5 separate regions of the Homo sapiens genome follow, and all the other regions are linked to region 5. The links are chromatin contacts, found by Hi-C or POLR2A ChIA-PET in ENCODE. All regions are on one chromosome and are shown on one strand. The core of a region is the stretch at or near the end of the contact, and the rest is flanking DNA. Distances in the headings are between cores, read along the strand shown.

Region 1 (3,972 bases), core at 173-2,672, 1.0 Mb before region 5:
GCCAGTGAGTGCCCCTCGCTCCAGCGCGGACCCCCAGGGCCGCCGAGGCAGCGGCTCCCGACCTTCGCCGGCGCCCGGCCCGGCCCGGCCCCGCCGTCCTCGCCCACCCGGCAGCCGGCCCCATTTTCTTAACCCGTGCATTGTCCTTGCGAATCACCCCGGCGGTTCCCACACTGGTGGGGACCGAGAGGAGGGACGAGGGAGGAGCTGGGGGAAGAGGATGAGGAGGAAGAGGAGGAGGAGGAGGAGGAAGACAACCTCCACCCCTTCGCTCGGGCGGCCAGTGAAGGTCTGGCGCTGTCTACGGCCCCCCAGGCCCCGGCTCCCGGGAGGCCGCGGCCCCCGCTCCCACCCTCCGCAACTTTCCCTCCGCTCGCGCCCGCCGCTCCTCCGGGACCCGGCCTGAGGCTCCCTCCCCCGGCGGCCGGCCCTGGGCCCGCGGCGCCTCCTCCTAAAATGGCAGGTCCCTCCCTCCGCCCGGCCGGCCTCGGCTCCGGCCCGGCTGCGGGCCGCCGGGGGAGCCGAGCGCCAGGCCGGGCGGGGCCGCGGCCGGGCCGGACACTCACCGGGACGATGGCGGGGCGCTCGCGCCGCTTCCTCCGGTGAGTCTCAGCCTCGGGCTCCCGCGCCGCGCTCCCGCCGCGGCCTCCGCAGCCAGCGCCGCCCCGGCAGCCTCTCTCCGCCCCCGGCGCTCCGGCTCCTGGCCGCGCCGCAGCCTGCTCAGTCTCTCCTCGGCTCGCGGTTCCAGCGGCGCCCGGGGCCGGGGAGGCGACAGCCCCCTCCCCGGCAAATACCGCAGTCCCCGGGCCCCGATTCCAGGCGGCGGGGCCGCACGGCCGGCCCGGCGCAGAGGGCGGCGTCGGCGAGGCCGGGCGCCGAGCGGCGGCTGCTGCCGGCGGCTTCTTCCCGAGGAGGATTTTGTAAATCTCACAAAATGGCGCGCGCTCCGAACCTGCGCAGCGAGAAGCGCCGGGGCCCGGGCGGCGGCGGCGGCTCCTCCGCCAGGAGAGCCCGAACCGCCCGCCCCCGAGTCCCCGCACAGACAGACAGACACTCGCACACACCCGCACACTCGCGCGCACAATCGCCCTCGCACACGCTCCCTCGCACACACACTCGCACTCACACCGGTCCCGCCTGCTCGCCGGCGGCGGCAGCGGCACCAACAGCAGCAGCAGGAACAGCAGCAGCAGAAGCGGCGGCGGCGGCGCCCGCACCCCCCGCTCGGGGTGTCCGCTCTCTGAGGCCGACCTGGGCCGCGATCAGCAGCAGCGACAGCAGCAGTCTCCCCGGATACCCCCGCCGCGGTTGCCGCCGCCACCCCCGCCTCACTCCAATGGGGCTTTTTATTATTATTCGGGCGGGAAGCGAAAGGGTTTAAAAAAAAACCAACCAACAAAATGGCGACGGACCGACCCGGTCGCTATAGCAACTGTCAATCAAAACGCAAAACCCCGGCTGACGTGCTGACGTCCTCCTCCCGCCCCCCAGCCCCGAGCCGGCGGGCGGGGCCTGTTGCTCAGGTAACGGCAGATTCCGTTCCCTCCTTTCCGTCTCCCCCTCTGTCCCCAGCCAACCACCCAACCCCCTCAGGTCACGTGAAGGATAAATTCGGAGCTCGGGTCCGCTACGAGTGTCAGAGGAGGGCGCGTGATTCGCCCGGGGGAGGGGAGAGGAGGGGGACGGCTAGGCCGAGGGAGGGTAGGGGCTGGGGAAGGGGGGGCGAGGCGGCGGCCAGGCCTGTGCGCGATCGCCCGCCGCCTCCCGGCCGCCCCGCCCCGCCCCGCGCCCGCGCCGACTGCGGCCCGGGGAGCGCGCGCGGCCTCCCGCGCCGCCGCCCCCGCAGCCCTAGCGCCCCGCGCTTCCGCGTCGGCGCCCGCAGCCCCGCCCGCGCCGGGGGGAGGGGCGGGCTGCCCCGGGCGGGGGAGGGGGAGGAGGAGGGGCGCCGCGGCCTTCGGGCGGGGACCCGGGAAGCCCACCCCGCGCGCCCGGGCCTGGAGGGCTCTCACCGCGGTCCGGGCGCCGCGCTCGCCTCTCTCCCCGGGAAGCGCGGCGGCCGCGACCGTCCGCGCGTGGAGCCGGTTCTTCGAAGGGCTGGCGGGCCTCCTAGCCGGAAAATGCCGGCGGAGGCCGTGGTGGGGGCGGGGAGGAGCCACCGCCGCGCCCCAGACATCGCAGGAATTCCGGACGCTGCGCCGGGCCCGGCGGCCCTGAGGCTGGCACCTGGCTCCGGTCGGGCCGCCCAGGTTTTGTGGCGCCCGAGACCAGCGTTGGGAAATTAGGCTGGAGCCATCATGAAAACTTTTTCAGGCAGTGCACGCTCGCCTGTGCCTGCCCATCTGCTTCCAACCTCTCCCCACCTTTCGGGGCGCAGCCTGCCTGCTCCATCGGAATGCCCTTTAGATGAATCCCCTTGTGCTGTTACTGTGTCCTTGTCGTCCAGCTCTCTGGTTTTCTTTTCTATACACCTTCTCGGTTTCCAGAGTCTTAATTCGCCTGCTTGTCCTTAACCATCAAAACTCTTTATTAATATCCTGGCTTTCGCTGATTTTTATTCTCCCTACCCCTTCTCCCTAGCTATGTATTGCTGGGTGAGCTCCCGAGGCTTGAAAACCCAAGTATGCTGTGCTGGCTGCGTTGTAATCGGTAGAGAGCCACCAGCTAAAAATTGTATTTTGTACCAACTCTAATGGCATTTAATAAATGTATACCTAAAAAGAGTGTGTGTGTATATATATACTATTTTACAGCAGAGTCACTAATTGATTTCTAAGCTTGATTTTGCCACCTTGTGATAGTGTTCGTAACCAATTTTTTTCATAAATTTCACAAATGTGACAACAGATAAAATCTTATAAACAATATTAGATGTAAAAAACTCGCAGTAAATGCCGCTGTCTATGCTACATGACTCAAATACACCTGCTTTAAATGATTTCCAGCAAAAATGTCCTTGCTACAGTTACTAGGACATTGATATACTAAGGTAACCATTCAGATTAGCACAGACTTTGAAAGAAATCCGACTAAACCGAAAATAAATTAGTCAAAAAGTAATTACTAAGGTAACCATTCAGATTAGCACAGACTTGGAAGAAACCTGACTAAACCGAAAATAAATTGGTCAAAAAGTGGTCGGGCAAATAGCTTGCTTTCAGGCTGATCTCCATGATATAAAAAAGTTGCCGTAGCTGGCAAAAGTTCTTTCGGATTATTGTTTCAAAATTGCCCTGCTAGTGTGATTAAGGTCCACGGTCAACTTAATTGTTTTGAAGAAAGAGGAAGTGGCCCAGAGCGCCCCTTATTCAGAGGAGAGGTCCCTACCTGGTTCCTCCCAAGCTCAAGCTTCCACCTATACAACCAACTTCTTCCTCTCTGCTTGTGGGTCTCCTTCCTGCCCCCACCCCATCCCACCCCATTCACCAAGCTTTCGCTTCTATCAGAGCACATCAGCATTTGCAACCTTTAATACTAAATTAAATTTGACTCAAATTTTTATTCCTGGTAATGGAAGAAACTTGTATAGTTAATCTTCCAGGTAACCTGAACAGAATATGATAATGTCTCAAGATATGTGTCCTTGTCTTCAGTTCAAATCAACCTAGAAGATATCGGAGTGGGGCAGAATCTTGAGATTATAAACATGCGGGTATAGAAGGCATTGCTGGTCTTCGTATCTAGAAGGCTGCACCCCTTTTCTCCCCAGTGTGACAGCCTTAGACAACATTGGTCAATGAATGTCATATCCAGGTTGGAATGCTGTAAAATGGTTTTATACAGGCTTCACCTAAAAACGTAACCTGTGAATTACAGCTGGCTCCAAACAAGTGACCACATGTAGGCCGGAAGGACTCTGGTATAGATGCCAGCTGACCTGGTTCACAGATGAAATCCTTGTCATCTAAGAATCTTCCCATTAGATTCACTTACAGATGTGTTTATTCATAGACTGTTCACCTTGAAAAGCAAAGG
Region 2 (4,253 bases), core at 1,246-3,745, 1.2 Mb before region 5:
ATGTGATTAAGTTAAGGACTTTGAGATGAGGAGATGGTCCTGGATTATCTGGGTGGGCCTAATATACTCACAGGGTCCTTAAAAGATTGAAGAGGAAGGCGTCATCTTCCGGGAGGTAAGGAACGGATGGAGGCACCACTTCTCACCATACCGTGCCCTTCAGTTCTACACAGTTCTTCAACTACATGCATCTCTTACTTTGATAAAATGTTTAAAAAATGCATCAGGGGATCTTTCACATACTGTGACCCTAAAGAGAGGAATGTGTGAAAAAACTGATCATGGTACCTATGGAGATGGAGCCTGAATAATTAAACAACAGGGATTTGTGAGCACCTAATGTGTACTCTACTGTGTACTAGGTATTATGCATGGGGTACACTGTGGGTAGTATCTGGTAGAATCTTTGGTTTTTTGGTTTTTTGAGATGGAGTCTTGCTGTGTCACCAGCCTGGAGTGCAGTGGCACGATCTCAGCTCACTGCAACCTCTGCTTCCCGGGTTCAAGCGACCCTCCTGTCTCAGCCTCCCAAGTAGCTGGGACGACAGGGCATGCACCACCACACCCAGCTAATTTTTTGTATTTTTAGTAGAGACAGGGTTTCACCATGTTGGCCAGGATGGTCTCGATCTCTTGATCTCGTGATCCGCCTGCCTCGGCCTCCTGAGTTGCTGGGATTACAGGCATGAGCCACCACGCCTGACCAGTATCTGGTAGTATCTTACTATCTTACCAGATTCTACCTAATCTAAGAGCCCTGGACCTTGGACTCTGGGGTCTGTTGATCCCATGAACAGTCATACCTCCCACTTGGTGAGACCCAGAGCTTCAGTAGCAGAGCCCTGGACTGCAATAGGCCTGGAGCCCATAGGAACTGGGAATCAGGAAACATCAGGATGGGTTGGTGTCATCAGAAGAAACTGTTTCTTGGAGGGCTGGGCCTGAGCTGGCCTTGAAGACTTGGAGGCCCTTGGATGAGTGGAAGTCAGGGAGGGTAGAGCCTCATGAGAACCGTGGTGTCTGGACACTGTGGAGACCGGCTGGGGACTCCCCAAGGATGGGATCTGCTCGGCACAGGGAGGAAGCCACAAACCGAAACTTGCTGTGCTTAGCTGAGGTTGCTGGGCACTCAGGCGTTGCTCAGACTCATTCAGAGCCAGAATTTAGACTTCATGCTCTGTGAGCAGGTCTCAGGGAGAGGGTTGAGAAGGAGCTCCCAGTCACTTCAAATCTTCCTCTGAGATAGCTTGTCTATCATCGATTCAATCAACAAAGGCTCTTTGAGCTCCTCCCATGTGTGAGCAGAACATCCCGGAAGCCTCCCCTAGGGTTCATGTTCCAGGAAGGGGACTGGGAATAAATCCAGGCGTTTATGCCAGAGGGGATGGTGGGTGCTTTGAGGAAAAGTAAAGCAGGTGAGGGAAGAGAGTGCCCTGCTTTGATGGGTGGTATGGTTTGGCTGTGTCCCCACCCAAATCTCTTTTTTTCTTTCTTTCTTCTTTTTTTTCTTTTCTTTTCTTTTCTTTTTTTTTTTTTTTTTTTTTTTTTTTTTTTTTTTTGAGAGGGAGTCTTGCTCTGTCTCCCAGGCTGGAGTGCAGTGGCGTGATCTCGGCTCACTGCAACCTCCACCTACTGGGTTGAAGTGATCTCCTGCTTCAGCCTCCCGAGTAGCTGGGACTACAGGCGCCTGCCACCATGCCAGACTAATTTTTATATTTTATGCCAGACTAATTTATATACTAATGGGATTTAGTACAGATGGGGTTTCACCATGTTGGCCAGGCTGGTCTCAAACTTCTGACCTCAAGTGATCTGCCCTCCTCAGCCTCCCAAAGTGCTGGGATTACACGAGTGAGCCACCGTGCCTGTCCCCACATCTCACCTTGAATTGTAGTCCCTATAATCCCCATGTGTCATGGGAGGGACCAGGTGGAGATAATTGAATCATGGGGGGCAGTTTCCCCCATCCTGTTCTCGCGATAGTGCGTTTCTCATGAGATCTGATGGTTTTATAAGGAGCTTCTCCCCCTTTTGCTCTGTGCTTCTCCTTGCTGCTGCCATGTGAAGAAGGATGCATATGCTTCTCCTTCCACCATGATTGCAAGTTTCCTGAGGCCTCCTCAGCCCTGTGGAACTGTGAGTCAATCAAATCTCTTTCCATTGTAAATTACCCAGTCTCAGGTATGTCCTTATAGCAGTGTGAGAATGAACTAATACAATGGGAGAATCAACAAACAACCAAGAGAACAACATTTGAACAAGAGGGAGTGGCTGCCGGGTGTGCCTTTCCTCTTCTTACCTGTGGTGCCATTGTTGGTCCATCTCCACAGAACCATCTGAGGCTCCGCAGTTTATCCATCCCCAACTGTAATAACACTAATAACAGCCCCTCTACCACGAGCAACCACGGCAGATGTTTGCTCCCATTTGTAAAAGTTCTGGCTCAGCTGCCTCGCTCTGCTTGCTACAGGCATTTATCAGCTGTTCACTAAGCTGGATGGGGCAGTCTGCAAAGATAGATGTGGACACGTGGTGACCTCCTTACAGATCAGCTGCCGAGACACACATATCAGAGTTCTGAGAACACGCACGTTCAAGAGCGTGCGGAACGCACTGTACTCCGCAAATCCTTCCTGGGGCCTCACCTCGCTATATAAGGCTCTTCAGCTTCACACACATATAGACACACAGAGTCATCAGCACGGGTTTGGTATTGCTATCTTTGGAAACAACCCACATCTTTGAGTCCCATCCAGAGCCATGTCCACCTGTGGTTATCTTTTGGCAGCATGTTAGCCTTTTAAAGGCACCCACATTGTTCACGCCACTCAAGCTGAAGGAATTCAGGCATGTCGCCTTGGAGCTGGGAAAATGATACTCCCCATTTAGGGACTGTGGAGATAAGAGGGAGTTCAGAGTTCAGCTCAACTTGCTGAGATTTTGCAGCAGTGGCTCTTAAACTTTGGTGTGCTGAAAAATTAAGTAGTTGTGTGCTGAAAATGAAGATCTGGAGGTCCAGCCACTCAGATATTTAGACTCATGCAGTCAGTCTGAAGAGGAAGCTGGAATTCTGCAATTGACAGGCCCCTGGGGGCTTCAGGTGCTGACGGGCCACAAAGCACACTTTGAGAAACTGTTTGACTGTTGTACAGCCACAAACCAGTGTTGAAGGCAAGTTTTTGGAGATGCCACCTCCTTGGTAGCAAGTAATCAGCTGTGAAGAACACAGAACAGCTTCCTCTTAAAACAAAAGTGCAAGACCCTCCAAAGGTTAAGCAGGGAAGAGGGCTAGGAGATGCTGCGGAATGGGAGCAGGGGCTCCAGTCATCTTCAGGGCTCTCAGCATTTAACCTCCAAGCTTCACCTTCCCCTTGGAGTTCTGCTTGTTGTTGCTGTTGTTGTTGTTTTTAACTCTGATTTCTACCATGCCCATCAAAATTCCAATCGCCTTATCCCGAGTATAACTAAAATTAGCTGACATTTGCAAAAAAAAGTAATAAAGCAAAAGATGGAGAAAACTAAGGGGAATCATGATTGAAACTATAAATAGCAACAATATCCAAGTCTCCAAAATGTAGGTTTCTACTGCTAAGATGCCCGCTCACCAGCAGTGAGTGGGTGTCCCTCCGTTCACCTCCACCTCCAGGGTCCTTGACTCCTAGACTTCTGCTGGCATACTTCCCCCTGCACCTACCGGCCCAACACAACCGTTGCCTTCTCTGAGAACCAAAGCAGAAAACAGAAAATACGGTTTCCTATCCCACGCGGCTAGGATGACTCCACCAGCTCTGGTCCTGAGGCGCTCCCATCTCTCTGGCTCCAAGCTCTGCCTCTGGCCTCTGAGGCATTCACACACATCCCTTTCAGTACACACTTCGTGTGGCACTTCATGGGCACGCAGGATACACAAGCCATAATAACCCATGCACAGAACAGCTTGTGTGAGTGTAGCCTGCGGAGCGTCTGTGGCATACTGTGAGATGTACTATACCAAATGTGGCAAACACTTGTGACCAGCCCCTTGGGTGTATGTCCAGTTAGAAATGTAAAGCAATTCTGGGCAACATAGCAAGAGCCCATCTCTATAACAAACAAAATAAAAAGTTAGCTGGGGCCGGGCGTGGTGTCTCATGCCTGTAATCCCAGCACTTTGGGAGGCTGAGGCAGGCGGATCATGAGATCGGGAGATCAAGACCATCCTGGCTAACACGGTGAAACCCCGTCTCTACTAAAAATGCAAAAAATTAGCCAGG
Region 3 (3,894 bases), core at 1,053-3,552, 1.3 Mb after region 5:
GAAGGGAAGCCAGCCAGAGTGGAAGAGATGGTGGAGCAGAGATGGTGGAGAGAGGCCACCAAGAGCTCCATCACTAGGCAGTGAGTGTGAAGGGCAAGCATCCATCGTTTGGCTCATAGGTTTGGTGACCTTGATTTCAAGTGGAAAATTAACTATATTAAACAAAAAGGAACCCCTCTCCAATTCACACTGCAGACAGATGAGCTAGGGGTCTACACTCCCTTTTTCCCACTTCCTCTGTGTCTTTGATGACTGTATAACCAGATTCTCATGACACTCTCACCACTACCCCATTTCTCTTCCCAGCTTCTTCTGATCCTAGACCCATAGAGAGTGTCCCTGCTTAATAACACTCTGTAAAACATGTTGGTGATAGATAAGCCATCGGTAAATTTACTGAATGATCCATGTGGACATGACACTGCGTTAGAAAGTAGTCTTGAACATAAAGATTATATAGCATGAAATGGCTTCAGAGAACTTACTGTCTGGTCAGGGAGGCAAAGCCTAAGCATGAGAAATATTCAGTCAACAAAATGAGAATCGAGTGGCCTATCATTAATACCACAGCAGTGGCAGACCAGGAAAGTAACTGCTTGCTGAGTGGGAAGCCATGATCTGAAGAGAGTTCGGAGAGGAAGATGGAAGTCATTTTATTCCAGGGCTGGGGAAAGACAGAGGAGAAGAAATGAATGAGGCAGCCAGGTGGCTCCAGGAGTGCTCAGAGGGCAGTGAGGAAGTCACTGAGGCTCGCCTGTGAACAGCAAAATTGAAGCCAGGTCTTTGAATGCTGCAGTGAGAAGGTTGAACTTAAACCTGCAGACCAGGGACTCCTAAACTTGGCAGTACATAAGAATCCTCAAAGCGTTTGTTAAAATGCAGGTTCCCGGCACCCACCCTGAGAAACCATGATGAGTGAGGCAGAGAGGCCCAAGAATCTGCATCTTAATAGCCCTGTAGTCCCAGCCATACTTTAAGAACCTTTCTGTAACAGGAAGTCTTTGACTGGTTTTGATGAAGTCTAAATGAAATCTTCAGGAAACTTCAGGCCTAAGCAAAACTGAGCAGAACCTATTTTTACAGCTGACAACTGGCACTGCCTCTGGAGGGACCTCTATGTTCTAGCTGCTGTCTGGAGATTTTATTCATATACCATGGATTTCTTAGTCTAGTCTCTCAGTTCTCAGATACTACTACTAATTAAACATGACTCAGAAACATGCATTTTTAAATGTAGGCCACAAGATCCTAAAGCCAGTCTGAGATAACATTGGATCTAGAATATTCAAATATGGGCTCCAAATTCTGTACCATTACACAAAACCATTCAACTTCTGAAAAATGTGGACACGTGTGAGTTCTACCTGCAAGATGCAAATGTTTCATTGATAGGAAAGAACCTGTGGTTGGGCTGGGGTTTGTGTGTGTGTGTTTATATTTATTTGCCACATCCCACCCTTCCTCCCCCATCTCTTGGCTCAGAACCTAACTTCAACTCTCCCGAATCCCCAAGGCCACTCCCAACTAGGATTTTTTAAATACCTTAACCATTTCAAACTTTCCTTCCCTTTGGAACCTAAAGGAATTTCATTTTCCATTTTCCATTAGCAAGGTGGCTCCAGTTAAACCAGGGCCTCAGGAATAAATACAGCTTGGTTTAAATATTTGCACATCTATTAGGTTTTACTCTAAAGCAGACTGTCCCGACGACGCCTTGCTATTCACAGTGTGGTCTTTGGACTGGCAGCATCACTACCACCTGGGAACTTGTTAGAAGTGCAGAATCTGAGGCCTCAGCCCAGACCTGCTGAATCATCGTCCCCATTTGCTCAAGAGCCCCGTGATTGGCCTGATTTTCATGCACATAAAAGTTTAAGGAGCCCTGCCTAAATCTCCCGCCTCCAAGCTGTCCCCGAAATGTTGGCCTCTCTGCCTCTGGACGCTTGCAGAGATGGGGTAGTGGAATCAGTTTCATGTGGGGGTAGGGTGCGGGCTTCACCCCCTCCCTTCGCCCCCTGCCCCTCCACCCTGCCCTTCTTGATGCTCTCCCAGCGGCTGCACCTGCAGAGTTTTCACTTCTCTGGGAAGCCTCTTGACACAGACCCCGTCCTTGCCTCTAGGGTGGGGCCGCTCTACTTCTTTTCTTTCAAAGAGCCTGGGATGCTGACAGCCTCAGATGGAGGCATCCTGTTTGTCGAAAAATAAACCGGCAGTTAAAGCAGGGTTGCGAGAGCGAGAAAACCACAGGCCTGCGCGCCGCTGATAACGCGCGGGCAGGCAGCTTTTGCAGAAGTTCCGTCGCTGCGGCGCGCTGCGCACCAGAGCTGCGCCACCGCCTCCCTTCCTGTCTGGGCCGCTCGCGTCCCCGCCGTTTCTGGCTGTTGCTTTCTGCGTCGCTCTTTCAGTTACTTCGCCCATTGCTTTTTCTAAAGGATCCCCTTGCTGCTCCGCCATGAGGGATGGATCCACCAACAAGTCCCCGGGCGGATGCGCGCAGATCCTGGACCCATAGGAGGCCAAAATTTACGAGCTGTCATGAAAATGACACCGTTTAAGAGAAGCTGAAGTTGCTTTCTCTTCTGCAGTATGTAATGCTTTGACCTGGTTAAAATAAATAAATAAATAACAATTTAAAAAGAAAGAAAGAAATACAGAAAGACTACATCCTCATGAGGCCTGTAATGCCAAAATGAAAAGGGACCCCAAAGTGCAATATCCAGATTGCTTTTCTTCTTGGAGAGAGTTGACCTGGCCTGATTCTATGCGGTGAATAACTAATTATCAATCTTCCCCTTTTGAGGGGTATTAAAGCCTCTTTCCCCATTTGCCTGTTATCAGATAAGCTAGGCAGATGAGAAGTCAGTGGGTAACCACAGGTATAACCACGATATTCACTGGAAACCAAAAGATTTGACCCCCCGAGGTAAAGAATGTACTTGAAAATAAACCTGAAAATAGTTTTACAGGAGCTGAAAAACTCAGTGTTCCCGAATCAGTAATACGAACTTCTCTGAGCATTAAAAAGTACAAGCACTCCTAAAAAGGACATCTTGAGTCACAGAAGATGATGCCTGTTGGGGTTGATTGAGTCCCTTTGGAAGAGACCCCTGTGCCACGGTGCACCAGAAAGTCTCCATCATTGTTGGGGCCTCTGCAGTTGTTCCAGCTACCCAGTGCTTTTTTATTATTCTTCTTGTCCGAAAACATAGAGTAGAAACAGTCCATACTCATTCCTTAATCTTCCTGTGTTCATAACGAGCAAGCACCCTAGATGAGTAAGAATCTACCTTATTTTTAAGAATTAGCAGAGAACCATATGAGTTTCCCTTTTCCTCCCCTAGAAACGTCCTCAGGTTGGCTAACTTTCCTATTGAGCAATTCCTCACAGCAATCACTCCGCACACCTCTCATCTGAGAGGCTGTCTTCCCATTCCTATGAGCTTTTCTTCCTCTGTCTCATGGCCTCACTCCTAATTATTCATGTTCTCCTGCTGAAGGCCCCTTGACCTAAATATAGAGACCCGTATATTTTGGCTACTCATGTATAGACCCTAATAATGAATAACTCAACTTTATGGTGACATAAAGGAGGAAAACTCAGGCCAAAGAATGTTTAATTCTTAGGGAAGAAGGAGAGAGCTGGCCAGGGATAGCGTGTGCTGGGTGTTAATAGCCACGTGCATAGCCTGTTGGGGAACTTGGCTCTCTCTTGAATCTGGTGCAGGGCATCGGAACGTCTGGGGGAGGAGCAGATAGGATGCTGCTCAGGTTGAACAGGGCTGGACCATGAGAGCTTTGAATGCACTCAAGAAGGAACTTTCTTCAGTGGGCCGGGGCCAGGCCAGATTGATGAATGATCGATTCCTATTATTTACCTTGAGGTCCTCATGGAGA
Region 4 (4,169 bases), core at 1,670-4,169, 1.4 Mb after region 5:
AAATACAGAGCTCTTGAAAAAAGTTCAAGCAGATCCCCTGAGAACATTTAGGGGAAAGGAAAGGATAGCAGAGAAATCAGACCATTTGATTATTGTCTGTCACCACCCCAATCCTCATAAAAAGAGGCTTCTTCCTGGAGGAGACCTGCTCACTGCATAACTAGAAGAGTAGACAAAATGTTCAGTGAGACAGTAAACGTGAAGGGATAAAATGTTAGGGATAAAAGCAAGCAAAACATCAAAACCTGCCTACATCCCGGGCTCATTTAGTGTGTGTCCCTGGCTTCACTCTATCTGCCCACCCAACCACCTCACAAGCAGCTTCAACAGAAATTATTACTTTAAAATTTGGATCTTAAATAAGCCGCAGGCAATCTCCCTAGGAAGTTAACCAGTAAATAATTATTATATTCCCTATGGTAAAGAGAAGCAAATGTGAAACAATGATAAGGCCTGATGATATTGATGAAAAGATCACTGAAGGCCTTCTTAGGAATCTCCTGAAGTTCTGTAGGTAAATCCTCTACGTCAATCTTCTGAACTAAAGAGAGATTTAAAATTATGAATTTTCTTTAAAATAGATTACAATAACCCTACTTGCTTATTTTGAGCCCCAACCTGTTCTCCCCCTACTCCTTCCCTCCCATGGAACACCTTTATTTTTTACAGTATGAGAGATACATGTTTTTTACTACTAAGAAAACCTTAAGTTTGCTGTGTGTTTTGCTGTACTTACAGAATTAGCCTAAAAAGCTGTTTTGATGACTTAGGATGTATTTGGTAATACCATGGTGTTATAGCTTGTTCAGGCCCTGGTACACCAGAGTCCAAAGACGTAAACGTGCCTTCAGCAGGGAAGTTCGGAGGTCTTGGATTCTGATGGTAATATTCTTTTCATAAAAAGGAAATAAGTAATATTTTTGTCGGCAAGATCACAGTCCCTAGCTATGCCTTAAATATCATCTCAGCTGAATTCTGTGTTCCACTCCACAGCCTTCTTTGCAACACTGGAAGGTTAACGGATTTGAAGTAAATGAATTGTAACTGTAATTTCAACCTAATTAGAATTGGTTTAAAATGCCAGTTTGGACCGTGAACAGGCTAGCCAAGAACAGTATTGGGAGGTCCATGTAATATAGAAGAGAGTTGATATTTGGCCCAACTTCCTGATACTTTAAAAACAGAGAAGTAAAACAAAATATGAGATATCTTTGGCCAGCAAGTCCCTTCTTGCCTGTTTGGTCTGTGTTAAAATGTAAATGTTTGTGTTTCCTTACCTATTGTTTATAGCTTTTCATTCCAGTTGTTTCTTTTTTCTGTTTGAAGTTAGATATTTTTACATTCTCTCCATATTGCCCATCAGTGACAAAACCTGTATCAAATTAGCACGCATGTTAGTTTTGAATTAAAAAGAAACTTTTTAAACCTGGCTTAAGTATGCTTGTTAACAATTGGACGATATACAGTATTAATGAATTGCCCTGGATTTACTAGTTCCCCTTTACCCACCCGCCTCCACCAAAAAAAAACCCTCAGAGATCAATACAAGGCCAAGTGAATGATATGTAGGTGCCCAAATATGGTTGATTCTGCTGCATTTAAAAAAAAAGAGGAGTGGGAGTTAAACTTCTAATTTTTTTCTTCTTAAGTTCCAACATCAACAGCCTTTTCTTATTTAGCCTCCATGATAATTTTATTCTATGTTTGTTTCGACTTGGCGAAGGTCTCCTGAATTTGCCAAATTACCAATGAGGATAGTATTGGAAAGATGAGAGAGGCACAGGCTTGGAGCACTGTGAGGGGAACAGCAGTAGGAGGCAGATAATTCAGAATACATTCCTGTAGTTATAAAAGAAGATTTATTTATTTTCACCTTTTTACAGATCCAGACCCAACAATGAGTTATTCAGTTTGAAACCCACGTAGTGGAGGCAGTCTCTGTATACCTGCTGAATGTTGAGTTACAATAGAGAAGCCTGGGTTACCACAGGGAGAGGAGGATGAGGAAGTAAAAATATGTGTTCAAAGAGGGCATTTCAACACTGTGAGCTAACTTTACAACGGGAAGTGAAAATCATGAAAAAAAGGGGAAAATTTGTTGTGAGAGACTAAAAAGAGCAAAATAAAGCAAGCCCATTTTTCGGGAATAGAAAAAAAAAAAAAACAGTAGCAATAACCAAATAACTGATCAGGGAGATTTATTTCCGTGATATCTTTTTAAAACAAAAAGGGAATTGTCGTATCACTGCTCTTAATTAAATGGCAACAAACACACTTATAATGGGAACTAAATAGCTAATTAGAGGGTGCTTGGGGAATAAATAGCAGAGTTTTAAAATCTCCTATATGGAAAACATGTCCAACAATTGGAATGAAAGGATTAAAAAGAGAGAAAAGGCCCAGACCTTGTTTGGCAGTGCAAGTTGGATAAAATAGAGGAAAATGCCTCCCTGCTTCTATGAGACTAGATTATCCTGGTGTAGTCTTGGGGTTGGAAGTATGTTCATCTCTCATAGTGAGTTAGTTCGTGTTCTGTGCCACAAGGACTGAAGCAGTTCTAATGAATAAAAACAATAGATAGTCATCTGGAGGCCACAGGGAAAGGGTGATGGCTAAGCAGATCATGAAAATGGGAATCTTGAGAAACATGACTTCGATATCATACAAGTGAGTCTATGGCAGCCTTTTTTACATATAGAAAAAGAGGCCTGAAAATATATACTACAAAAAATTATGTAGCAGTTATTAAGGTAAAAATTGGGAAGTAGGAGGCAGAGGAAGGAGTGATAACACTAGATTAAGGAATGCTTTACTGTTACCAATTCAAAAACAGCAACCAAAAATGATGATGTAATTGGAATGAGTAATATAAATGTCACTACTGACTTTACCGTAAAGAATGTCAGAAATGATCAGAATAAATACAGCTTGGGGCATTTCGATTTGAAGTTGTATGACTGCTTTGAAAAATAGAAACAAAGGAAATACAGCCAATAGTAAATGTCTAGACCAAGAAAATAGTTTCTAGAAGGCCTAAATGATAGCCAAGAAATTGATGCTATTGTACAAAGTATCTTTAGGTCATGCTTTTCAGAGTATTTTACTTTGGAATTCATTTTCTTAATTACCTGAGTATAAAAACATTTATCTACCAGTTTTCTCCAATAGCCCTGATAAGACTTCATACTTACTCAGTTACATTAAATAAATTCCTGGTCAAGATCAGCTGGGCTAGCAGAAAACCTCAGGCATCTGTGAGGACATGAGTTTACACACGCTGAGACTCACAGATACAAAAATGCAACCCAATTCCACCCCTGAATTGAGGGGAGTGCATAGAAGTGAATGTCCCGTCTTTCTGAGGTCTGTTGATTTTGTAATTAGTAAACGAAGGGTGCATTTCTGATTTTTTTTTCTTGTGTGCTAGAATTCATTGCTAGTAAAACTCAAGATAATAGCGATGAGTAGGAGGTATCAAAGATGAACTGTAGAGGGACAGTTTAAGTTACTTAAGAATCGTCAGCAAGATGAAATCTACTTTTAGCAGAAATTGGGTTTTTTTGTGTTTTTTTGTTTTGTTTTATTTTCTAAAAGTAAAGTCTGCACCTTGTTCAGCCTGTTAGTGGAGGTCTGAGCAAGTAAAAGATGGGTTGGATTATAAACTTACAAACACAGGATGTTCTGTTTCTCAAACGGGAGAAATTAAGAAGAGATGCTTGTATTCAGGAGACGGCATAGCTACTCAAAATCCTTGATATCTTGCTATGGTTAGTCTTGTTCCAACTGTGCTATGTGACCTACTATGGCTTTATGAGGTAAATTTAGTATATGTGTCACTATTTGAAAATTTACATATAGTTATACATAATGTATTAGGTTGGTGCAAATGTAACTGCAGTTTTTGGAGTTAAAAATTGCAAACACTGCAATTACTTTTGCACCAACCTAAAATATAATAAAAAAGTGTCTTCTCTTTATAACTTTTCTGTTGTTTTGCTTAAGTTATCATTGCTATTCCTCTGCAACCTAAAAAGAAATCATTGAATATACATTTAATTTTAGAATAATCACTACACAAATGCCCTAAAAGTGTATGTATAACATCCCTGATGTCTGCATTTGTCCTTTGACTGGTGTTTAGGTGGTGGCCCTAGGGGATGTTCCAGATG
Region 5 (3,989 bases), core at 1,179-3,678:
CAAGGCAGGAGGATCACCTGAGGTTGGGAATTTGAGACCAGCCTGGCCAACATGGTGAAACTCTATATATACTAAAAATACCAAAATTAGCCGGGTGTGGTGGCCCACGCGTGTAAACCCAGCTACTCGGGAGGCTGAGGCAGAAGAAGTGCTTGAATCCGGGAGGTGGAGGCTGCAGTGAGCCGAGATCGTGCCACTGCACTCCAGCCTGGAGACTGAGTGAAACTCTACCTCAAAAAAATAAAATAAAATAAAAAAGTGTATACACTAAGGGTTCACCCTTTGTGCCTTAAAATGTAGGACTTTTGACAAATACATAAGCTCATTAATTTTTATCTCTTAACGCATGCATTTGAAAACTATAAGCAAATAATGTTTCTGGCTATATTCCAATAAAATTTTATGGAAACTGAAATTTGTATTTCGCATAATTTTTATGTCACTAAACATTCTTCTTTTTTTCTCAACCATTTACAAATGTATAAATCACTCTTAGCCTTCAGGCCACACAAAAACAGGTGCTGGGCTGGATTTGGCCCATGAGCTGTATGTAGTTTGCCAACTCCTGACCTAAAGCAAAAGCAAAGAGGCTGCAGATGGGAGATTTCTGTCAGTCAGGTTCCCAACAGCCCATATTACCCACAAAACAAAGACCCAGCACATGGACAGCAGCTACACCCAGAGTGCCCGCTAACAATGCTGGTCTCTAAACACTGACCATTATCTCTGCTTCCTTTCTCCCCTCAATCTTGAAGAGCCAGAGTCTACAAGGGCCTGGGGGCGGGAAGGGAGAAGAGAATCAAAGGACAGAAACAGGAAATCAACTCACTCCGTTTCTCCACTACAGGTTTCTGGGCCTGAACAAGACTCAACCTCGAGAGAGGAAGGAGAGAGAAGTGGGGAAAGGAGATAGGGGAAAGAGAGGGGGAAAAGGGAGGGAGAGAGAATAGAGATTTTAAACTAGGTAAGGCCAGACTTTACAATACCTTAAGCTAATGGGAAAGCGTTAGTCAACCCAGATTCACACAAGTGGGGAATAATTAATGTTTACACTCAGTGGTTAAAAAAAAAAAAAAGAAAAAAAGAATAAAATTGTCCTCTATTTTCAAACTACTAAAGCCTAGCTCACTCAATAAGCTAGTTACATAACGAAAGGATGGACCTTTATCCAGAATACGTAAAGAACTCTTACAAATCAATAAAGATCCTCCCAAAAGAAAAACAGAAAATGGTCAAAGGATATGAATAGGCAATTCAAAAAAACAAAACAAAAAACCACAAAGACTAATACATGCGAAGAGCTCAACAACACAAACAGTCAAGGAAACGCAAGTAAAAGCAAATATCATTTCACAAATATCGGACTAGAAAAAATTTAAAGTCCGTCAAAACCAGGTGTTAGAATCTGCCTAAACGAATGAAAGTCCCAGAGCAATGCACCAATTATTCACTACGTGTTTGTACCCCAAGGAGTCACTACCCATTCGAATGTTAAAATTAGTGGCACTAGGGCAGTCATTCTTTGGCAAAAGTCAACAACCTCCAGAAAAGAGGAACATTTCAGCATAACATCAACTGCGCTCACAAGGTAGAAAAGTTTTTTAGGATAATCAGGTGGGGAAGCCACGCCCACATTTCCTGGACGTGAGATTTCAAGTTATCTTGTGTGACCGCTCCCTACGATTTAAGATACAAGAAATGTTCACAGGGTTTCCAAGAACTCGAAACGCCCCAAAACAGACGCAACGCGGGATAAAGAGGAGAGCTCGAGCTCAGCGATCTAGGGTCTGGGCCCCAAGGCTTCCACTGCCAAGGAAGCTGCAGGCACTGACAGGCATCAGGCACACTCATCCTGACTCCACTCGCCCGCAGGCAGGCCCGCAGCCCCGTCCCCCCGCCCCCGGGACGTCGAGGCCGCCGGCGTTTCTGGACGCGGAACCCGCTCCCTCCCACCACGACGCCCAGCGGACAGAAGAGGGTCAGGGGCCCCGCGGCCCCGAGAGCAGACCGATCTCCCGCCGAGGCCTCGCCCGCGGACGACAGCTGCTGGGAGACTAGGAGGGAGCTGGGAGGAGGAGCCGCGACCCTGGCCCGCCCCGAAGCAAAACAGAAACACAATGCAGAGGCGACGGAACGCAGCCCGGCCCGCAGCCGAGCTGTTCCGCCGACGGGAGCGAGATGGCCGCCCCCTCCCCGGGCCCCGCCGCAGCCCCCGCCGCCGCGTCGGCCCCACAAGCCGCCACCGCCCACTGCCGGCCCCCCTTCGCTTGCCCGCCCGCCCTCCTGGGACACGGCCCGCTCCACCCCTCGCGGCTGCTCACCGCGCTGAGGCGTATCCCGCGGGGTGGCTGCGCCGCCATCTTGAGCGAGCTACAAAGCCAGGAACGGCCTCCGCCGCAACCCGACTGGGAGGTGGCGGAACGACTGTGGAGCCCTATGGGTACCGCCCACTTCCGGGGAGGGGCGCACGTCTGGCCCCTCCCACCCACTTCCGCCTCCAGGCAATGCCGAATTGGGAGCTTGGGGAAGATGAATTGCCTGACTGGTTAAAGCAGGGTACAGTGGGAGCTGAGCTTCCAGCGCGGGGCCCTGCGGGCCTAGGGCGCATGCGCGAGGCGCGGCCGGCCCGTACCCGTCTCGACACCCAGCTGGAGCTCGAGACTCGGGGATCTAGAGTTTGAAGCCTGGCGCGAGATGCGGTATACCCGAGACCGGTGAACTCCAGTCACTTGACCTGGTCGGATGTGAATTGCGCAGAAAAAAGCCATTCCATATCCACCAGTGTCCATGTGAAACCTTAACGAAATAAAGACGGAAATTAATGTAGACTGTTTGGATTTGCCCTGAAAACTATCAATCTAACTCATGATTTAAAAAAAAAAAAAAGAGTTCTGGGGCCGGGCGCGGTAGCTCACGCTTGTAATCCCAGCACTTTGGGAGGCCGAGGTGGGCGGGCGGATCACCTGACTTCGGGAGTTCGAGACCAGCCTGACCAACATGGAGAAATCCCATCTCTACTAAAAATACAAAATTAGCCGGGCGTGGTGGTACATGCCTGTAATCCCAGCTACTCGGAAGGCTGAAGCAGGAGAATGCTTGAACCCAGGAGGCGGAGGTTGCAATGAGCCGAGATTGCGCCATTGCACTCCACCCTGGGCAACAAGAGTGAAACTCCGTCTCAAAATAAATAAATAAGAGTCCTAAAGGCATAAGGCCGGTGCAGTGGCTCATGCCTATAATCCCAACACATTGGGAGGTCGAGGTTGGGGGTTCACTTGATAGGGGTTCAAGACCAGCCTGGCCAACATGGTGAAACCCCATCTCTACTAAAAATACAAAAATTAGCTGGGCATATTAGTGGGCGCCTGTAATCCCAGCTACTCGGGGGGCTGAGGCAGGAGAAGTGGGTGAACCCAGGACAAGGAGGTTGCAGTGAGCCCAGATCGCGCCACTGTACTCCAGCCTGGGCGACAGAGTGAGACTGTCTCAAAAAAATTAATTATTTTTAGAAAGAGAAATTGGCTGGGTGCAGTGGCTCATGTCTGTAATCTCAGCACTTTGAGAGGCTACATTGCGAGGGTCTCTTGAACCCAGGAGTTCGAGACGAGCCTGGGCAACACGAGGAGACCTCATCTTTACAAAAAAAAAATTGAATTAGCTGGCAGGGCGTGGTGGCTCACACCTGTAATCCCAGCACCTTGGGAGGCTAAGGCGGGCAGATCACTTGAGGTCGGGTGTTTGAGACCAGCCTGACCAACATGGCGAAACCCCATCTCTACTAAAAATACAAAATTAGCCGGGTGTGGTGGCACATGCCCGTAATCCCAGCTACTGGAGAGGCTGAGGCAGGAGAATCACTTGAACCCAGGAGGTGGAGGTTGCGGTGAGCCAAGATCACACCACTGCACTCCAGCCGGGACAACAAGAGCGAAACTCCATCTCAAAAAAAAAAAAAAATTAATTGTGCTTGGGGGCGCACGCCTGTGGTT

Evidence for each region. A loop is a pair of places that touch in the nucleus more often than their neighbours do. ChIA-PET counts read pairs that join two places held with the same protein, here RNA polymerase II (POLR2A). Pooled maps may share reads with other maps.
Region 1: a loop to region 5 is called in a map of B cell, with 12 times the contacts of the local background. The contact joins the promoter of DYRK1A here to the promoter of MORC3 in region 5. A Hi-C loop is called at or near these places in 1 of 168 maps with a recorded cell type or tissue (B cell), 3 of 37 single-sample maps with no recorded cell type and 13 of 50 pooled maps. POLR2A ChIA-PET finds 5 or more read pairs at or near these places in 3 of 52 experiments (GM12878, activated CD4-positive, alpha-beta memory T cell and activated naive CD8-positive, alpha-beta T cell).
Region 2: a pooled map shows a loop between it and region 5 (4-fold over the local background). The contact joins the enhancer-like site here to the promoter of MORC3 in region 5. A Hi-C loop is called at or near these places in 6 of 50 pooled maps. POLR2A ChIA-PET finds 5 or more read pairs at or near these places in 5 of 52 experiments (CD4-positive, alpha-beta T cell, Caco-2, activated B cell and 2 more).
Region 3: a pooled map shows a loop between it and region 5 (10-fold over the local background). The contact joins the enhancer-like site here to the promoter of MORC3 in region 5. A Hi-C loop is called at or near these places in 5 of 50 pooled maps. POLR2A ChIA-PET finds 5 or more read pairs at or near these places in 2 of 52 experiments (Caco-2 and activated CD4-positive, alpha-beta T cell).
Region 4: a map of esophagus muscularis mucosa shows a loop between it and region 5 (5-fold over the local background). The contact joins the enhancer-like site here to the promoter of MORC3 in region 5. A Hi-C loop is called at or near these places in 3 of 168 maps with a recorded cell type or tissue (ascending aorta, esophagus muscularis mucosa and gastrocnemius medialis), 1 of 37 single-sample maps with no recorded cell type and 15 of 50 pooled maps. POLR2A ChIA-PET finds 5 or more read pairs at or near these places in 4 of 52 experiments (A673, PC-3, PC-9 and 1 more).

What each region holds. Positions count from the first base shown.
Region 1 is chr21:37,364,223-37,368,194 of GRCh38, reverse strand. DYRK1A (dual specificity tyrosine phosphorylation regulated kinase 1A) reads right to left here and starts at 1,422. Exons shown (of 12, transcript NM_001347721.2): 1 at 567-1,422. RefSeq lists silencers at 1-199, 310-449, 690-769, 960-1,109, 1,690-1,999 and 1 more and enhancers at 112-1,036, 2,350-2,429, 1,961-2,886.
Region 2 is chr21:37,554,396-37,558,648 of GRCh38, reverse strand. The region is part of intron 1 of KCNJ6-AS1 (KCNJ6 antisense RNA 1); the gene reads right to left. Among named protein-coding and RNA genes, the nearest start is that of KCNJ6-AS1, 38 kb to the right of the region's middle. RefSeq lists enhancers at 930-1,109, 1,320-1,379. Within about 2 kb of position 2,495, at least 4 of the 41 ENCODE cell types and tissues checked have a DNase peak (open chromatin) inside an H3K27ac peak, as active enhancers do.
Region 3 is chr21:35,025,264-35,029,157 of GRCh38, reverse strand. All of the region lies in intron 2 of RUNX1 (RUNX family transcription factor 1), which reads left to right. Among named protein-coding and RNA genes, the nearest start is that of RUNX1-IT1, 12 kb to the left of the region's middle. RefSeq lists a cis regulatory region at 2,250-2,267 and enhancers at 2,186-2,330, 1,984-2,486. Within about 2 kb of position 2,302, at least 18 of the 41 ENCODE cell types and tissues checked have a DNase peak (open chromatin) inside an H3K27ac peak, as active enhancers do.
Region 4 is chr21:34,880,686-34,884,854 of GRCh38, reverse strand. RUNX1 (RUNX family transcription factor 1) reads left to right here. Exons shown (of 9, transcript NM_001754.5): 5 at 4,142-4,169. RUNX1-AS1 (RUNX1 antisense RNA 1) reads right to left here. Exons shown (of 2, transcript NR_186614.1): 2 at 1-1,372. Among named protein-coding and RNA genes, the nearest start is that of RUNX1-AS1, 46 kb to the right of the region's middle. RefSeq lists a silencer at 1,883-1,932. Within about 2 kb of position 2,919, at least 8 of the 41 ENCODE cell types and tissues checked have a DNase peak (open chromatin) inside an H3K27ac peak, as active enhancers do; they include PC-3 and PC-9, where a contact is called at or near this core.
Region 5 is chr21:36,318,636-36,322,624 of GRCh38, reverse strand. It overlaps MORC3 (MORC family CW-type zinc finger 3), which reads right to left and starts at 2,428. Exons shown (of 17, transcript NM_015358.3): 1 at 2,322-2,428. The coding sequence starts at 2,360. RefSeq lists a silencer at 1,845-2,304.